Linked DNA regions of Homo sapiens: region 1 is linked to region 2. A link is a contact called in ENCODE Hi-C or POLR2A ChIA-PET data. All regions are on one chromosome and are shown on one strand. The core of a region is the stretch at or near the end of the contact, and the rest is flanking DNA. Distances in the headings are between cores, read along the strand shown.

What was found. A loop is a pair of places that touch in the nucleus more often than their neighbours do. ChIA-PET counts read pairs that join two places held with the same protein, here RNA polymerase II (POLR2A). Pooled maps may share reads with other maps.
Region 1: a loop to region 2 is called in a map of PC-3, with 3 times the contacts of the local background. The contact joins two enhancer-like sites. A Hi-C loop is called at or near these places in 2 of 168 maps with a recorded cell type or tissue (IMR-90 and PC-3) and 3 of 50 pooled maps. POLR2A ChIA-PET finds 5 or more read pairs at or near these places in 1 of 52 experiments (activated naive CD4-positive, alpha-beta T cell).

Annotation. Positions count from the first base shown.
Region 1 is chr14:71,854,930-71,857,629 of GRCh38, forward strand. No RefSeq gene overlaps it. Among named protein-coding and RNA genes, the nearest start is that of RGS6, 76 kb to the right of the region's middle. RefSeq lists an enhancer at 1,333-1,402. Within about 2 kb of position 1,407, at least 2 of the 41 ENCODE cell types and tissues checked have a DNase peak (open chromatin) inside an H3K27ac peak, as active enhancers do.
Region 2 is chr14:71,802,541-71,805,240 of GRCh38, forward strand. No RefSeq gene overlaps it. Among named protein-coding and RNA genes, the nearest start is that of RGS6, 130 kb to the right of the region's middle. Within about 2 kb of position 1,256, at least 4 of the 41 ENCODE cell types and tissues checked have a DNase peak (open chromatin) inside an H3K27ac peak, as active enhancers do.

The DNA.
Region 1 (2,700 bases), core at 157-2,656, 53 kb after region 2:
AGGCCCAGCTAATTTTTGAATTTTTAGTAGAGATAGGATTTCACCATGTTGACCAGGCTGATCTTGAACTCCTGATCTCAAGTGATCTGCCCGCCTTGGTCTCCCAAAGTGCTGAGACTACAGGCATGAGCCACTACACCCAGCCTTCTGCCTGGGATGTGGATGTGATTCCCAGAAGTGCAGCTGCCATCTTGCCACCATGAGGTAACCTAAGGGTGTCAGAGCAGAAGGATAAAAGGAGCTTACGTCCTTCATGGCAGTGTGGGACTATACTAGAGCTTGACTACTCACCAAATCTCACCTTGAAAGAACACACACTTTAAAATTTAAAACTCCAATTGTCTCTAAAATAAGAAAGAAAGAAAGAAAATAGGTTCAGGTGAGGAAGTATGGCAGAATGTTGATAATGATGAATCTGGGGAATGGACATATTGGTTCACTATACTTTTCTCTTTAATTCTGTGTGTGTGTGTTTGAAATTTTTCATGACAAAAATTTAAAAGAAAATTGAACTTCACCAAATTTCTTATCTTGATTATTATGTGAAGCTCCAGGTTCTAATCAAGCTCTTCCAAGGGCAGAGGACAATGATTTTCCTGTTGGCCAACTTTTCATTGGCTGCATCCCAATACCCCAGGCTTGCCTCAATATTCCTGCTGTGCTGCTGCCCCCTGCTGGCCTCTGCCATTTTGTGTGCCTGAAGATAAGCTTCCCCCCATGTCAGAGGGCTGTGAGCTCCCTCCACTGAAGAAGGTTTTTAAAGATTAGACTCTTGATTTTAGATGATGTTTAATAAATGAATGTCCCTTCTATTCCCAAATTCTTAATGCCTGATTTTTAAAAAGCATGATGGGCATGTGGGGAGATACAAGAGACACAGAAGCCTCTGCCTTTGCGGTTCATTTTGTAGGAATGAGGATTCATAAAATGTACCACCCCCCATTCTGTCTCAACTGATGCCCCATCCCTCCTTCCATTTTCATCCTTCCAATTTCTTCATTCTCTGTTTGATGGACATGTTATAGGAAATATGTTTCAGAAATACCATCTTTTTAGTTTTTATTTAATCTTAGATTTCCTGAGTGTGATGCTGGAGAAATATTTGTAAACAAAATACCTACTTCAGATGGACCAGAAGAGAGAAAGGACTGGTACAGGTTGCTGAAGACAACCTTGACTGTGTTTTTAAGGTGTGCCCACGTCTGCTAACCCCAGGGAACTATTGAACACAACATATTTGACTGGTTTGCTGATTTCCAGAACAGCCAATAGTAGTGTAACTGAGCAGAGAAACAATGCTGTTAGAAGGGGCACGGTGAGAGTGAGATCGGCCCTTCGGTTTGCGTGGGAGCTGGGTGAAGCTGGTGACTGCTGGCTTTCCCCCGCTTCCCTGACAACCTGCATGACTCAGCAGAGGCAGCCATAATCCTGCTAGGTACACTACTCTATTGACCTTGCAACATCACCCCCATACCCCACAGCAGCCACAGCAAGACCTGCCCAAGGAGAGTCTGATCTCAGACATGCTTAGCCCTGCCCCGACCTGATGGGCCTTTCCTATGCACCCTGGTAGCTGAAGACAAAGGGCATATACTCTTGGGAGTTTTAAGGCCCCGCCCACTGCCATTTTCTCTCAATACTACCACAGCTGATGCTTTCTGGAAAGCACCACCTCCTGGCAGTAGGCCAACCAGCACAAAAATAGAACATTAAACCACCAAAGCTGACAACCTCGTAGAGTCCATTTCACCCCCTGCCACCTCCATGGGAACAGGTACTGGTATCCACACTGAGAGACCCATAGATGATTCACATCACAGGACTATGTGCAGACAATCCCCAGTACCAGCCCAGAGCCGGGTAGACTTGCTAAGTGGCTAGACCCAGAAGAGAGATAACAATCACTGCAGCTTGGCTCACAGGAAGCCACATGCATAGGAAAAGAGGAAGAGTACTACATCAAGGCAACACCCCATGGGACAAAAGAATCTGAACAACAGCCCTCAGCCCTAAACCTTCTCTCTGACAGAGCCTACCCAAATAAGAAGGAACCAGAAAACCAACTCTGGTAATATGACAAAACAAGGCTCTTTAACACCCCCCAAAAATCACTCTTGCTCACCAGCAGTGGATCCAAACCAAGAAGAAGAAATCCCTGATTTACCTGAAAAACAATTCAGGAGGTTACTTATCAAGCAATCAGGGACGCACCAGAGAAAGGCAAAGCCCAATGCAAGGAAATACAAAAAACGATGCAAGAAGTGAAGGGAGAAATATTCAAGGAAATAGATAGCATAAAGAAAATCAACCAAAACTTCAGGAAATATTGGACACACCTATAGAAATCCAAAATGCTCTGGAAAGTCTCAGCAATGGAATTGAATAAGTAGAAAAAGAAATTCAGAGCTCGAAGACAAGGTCTTGGAATTAACCCAATCCAACAAAGACAAAGAAAAACAATAAGAAAATAAGAACAAAGCCTCCAAGAAGTCTGGGATTATGTTAAGGGAACAAACCTAAGAATAATCAGTGTTCCAGAGGAAGAAGAGAAATCTAAAAGTTTTGAAAACATATTTGGGGGAGTAATCGAGGAAAACTTCCCTGGCCTTGCTAGAGACCTAGACATGCAAATAAAAGAAGCACAAAGAACAGCTGGGAAATTCATCGCAAAACGATCATCATCTAGGCATATTGTCATCA
Region 2 (2,700 bases), core at 6-2,505:
CACATTTTCACCCACACATCATTTAAAAATAAAGCAAAACAAGCACAATCAAATGTCAAATTCATTAATGGCCTTTTAGTCCAATCAGAAGGTAAAGATGCAGTTGACTTTGGTCTCTCACTCAGAGTTAAGGCATGTCTTTTGAACTTGTAAAAATGCATCAGTTGAGCTTGGCTGTCTCTTCCTGAATTTAAACACATTCAGTCAGATCCATAGCATAGGGATCAACCAAGTTTTCACCTATTAAGTCTTTCTTAAAGTCTGAAAGAAGCTTCAAGCAATTTTTATTTGCTTTCCATTGTATTATTTCTAGCCCAGACAGCTTTCTTGTTATCCATAAGACTTTCTGAGACTCTTTCAAAATTTGTATAATTGATTTTGAAACGTCACGGCAATAATGATTGTTCGATGATCAGTTTTATCATGCAAGAGACATAAATGTTTAGGCTCATTTGTGCTTCCATAACAGTAAAGCCCAGGTTTTAAATAAGCATCAAAGTACATCCTATACTTTTTAAATTGCTCATAGATTTTTACACTGATTCACCTGTTATGGTTTTGAAGACTCACCTTATTTATTTATTTATTTATTTATTTATTTATTTATTTATTTATTTTGAGATGGAGCCTCGCTTTGTTACCCAGGCTGGAGTGTAGTGGCGTGGTCTCAGCTCACTGCAACCTCTGCCTCCCGGGTTCAAGTGATTCTCCTGCCTTAGCCTCCTGAGTAGCTGGGATTACAGGTGCATGCCACCACGCCTGGCTAATTTTTGTATTTTTAGTAGAGACAGGGTTTCACCATATTGGCCAGGCTGGTCTCGAACTACTGACCTTGTGATCCATCCACCTGGGCCACCCAAAGTGCTGGGATTACAGGAGTGAGCCACTGCGCCGGCCAACTCACCTTATTTTTATACGAAGGTACCTAGAGGTAGTGAGCATTAATTCAGTTAGCATGAGCCGACGCTCATGTACACTTGCACACTGAGCTCAGGAGAGGCAGCAGGCGCCAAAGCCATGCCATGGCCATATAGCTTAGTCACACCCCAATTTATTTAGCTCATTTGGCCTCAAAGGGTCTGAGTCTTGATTTTCTCAGTAAGCATCAGTGTTCTCAGCTGGTCAGTGGTAAAAATAGCATCTAACCTGTGTAAAGAACTGTGGTTTGAATACCGGCCTTTTTAGAGAAAGTTGAAAGCTTGTGCTAGCCCATATCTGTATGTGATCTCAGCTAGGAGAAGGCGCTCATTAAAATTTTCAGGCAAAGAATCAAATGGTTGTTTGTTTTTGTGGAGAAAACTTAAGACCTGTGGCAAAAGTAAAGGCATAAATGGGTGAATGATTTCATTGTTGACCTTGATGATAAAAAGTGACTCACTAAGTTGCTTTTCACAACAACATTCTTTTCAAGACTGAAAGCTCTCAACACAAAGGCAAAAATAAATATTTTGAAATTGCATTTGATTTGATCTCAAGTAAAAAGAAGTTTGAGAGTCAGATAAAGACAGTTGATTATGGAGACCATGAGTCACTTAAAATTTTTTATCTACATCCAAAATTACATCATTGCTGGGAAAATAAGGAATAATGTTGCCAGTCATCTTTTATCATGGAAAAAGCCACTTTACCTATGTTCTCTGAGATGGTAAAAGAGCCCAAAGAGGCTCCTTCAAATCAGCATGTGATATGAGCAACTTGACCCCTTCACAAAGACACATTTGTTGAGTTTGCATCGACTGAATTTCAGTAGCCTGAAAACATTGTGTTACATTACCTTTTACATATAATTCTGGCATCTCCCCTGGGTAGTTACTGTGATATTTGTTAGACTGTTAAAACAAGAAGTTGTAGCTGTTATGTTAGTATAATCTGTGTTTATAAATATTAGAAGAGAAATTGCTTCTATGGTGAATGTCTTCTAATACGTCCTCTTCATGCCCCAGCTGGCTTCAGAACCCAGAAGTCCCAGCTCTCTGTCCTGCTGAAGCAGCCCACACTTTTCACTGCTCCGTTTTCTCTGTCACTTTTCCTGTGTTTTTCAGACTTGGACAAGCAGGTCACACAGCGATCACCTCCTCCTTGCAGTAGAGTGAAAAGAGCTCTTCTTGACCCAGGAGTTCTTTGCAAAGTGCTCTCTAAAGTCATTTTTGGCCCATTGGCCCTATTCCAAGTTATATGGTAGGTACATGATAAAAGTTCCTGTTGAATGCTCTTCATTGCTATGTTTTATGGGCTTTTCCATTCTGGGTACTTGGGCTCTCAATCCAGTTTTTGAAAAGTCTTCTTTCACTGTTGCACTCTCTTTGCCTTTGCTGGTTTTGGGTGTCTGGTATTTTTGGTCTGTGACACTTTTTTTCCTGGGTTTTCAGTAGGTGGTCATTTAAATAATTTCTAGGCTTTCTGTGCTTTTCCCTTTCTTTTTCCCCTCTTTTTCTTTTTAAAAATATCTTATCTTGTAACTCTTCCTTTACATATTTTTTGAACTAGTATCAAATTTCCCTTTTCTAAAATTGAATACCTAGGCAATGGATATCCTTGGTTTTTCCCTCTCCCTGTGGAGAGTGGAGTCAGGGTAGGGATGGGGTTGAACTGTGGTTCAGTTTGTATGTTTGTCTCCTGCACAGCTCATGTTGAAACTTAATCCCCAATGTGGCAGTATTGAGAGGCAGGGCCTTTAAGGCAATTTAAATACTGAGAGCT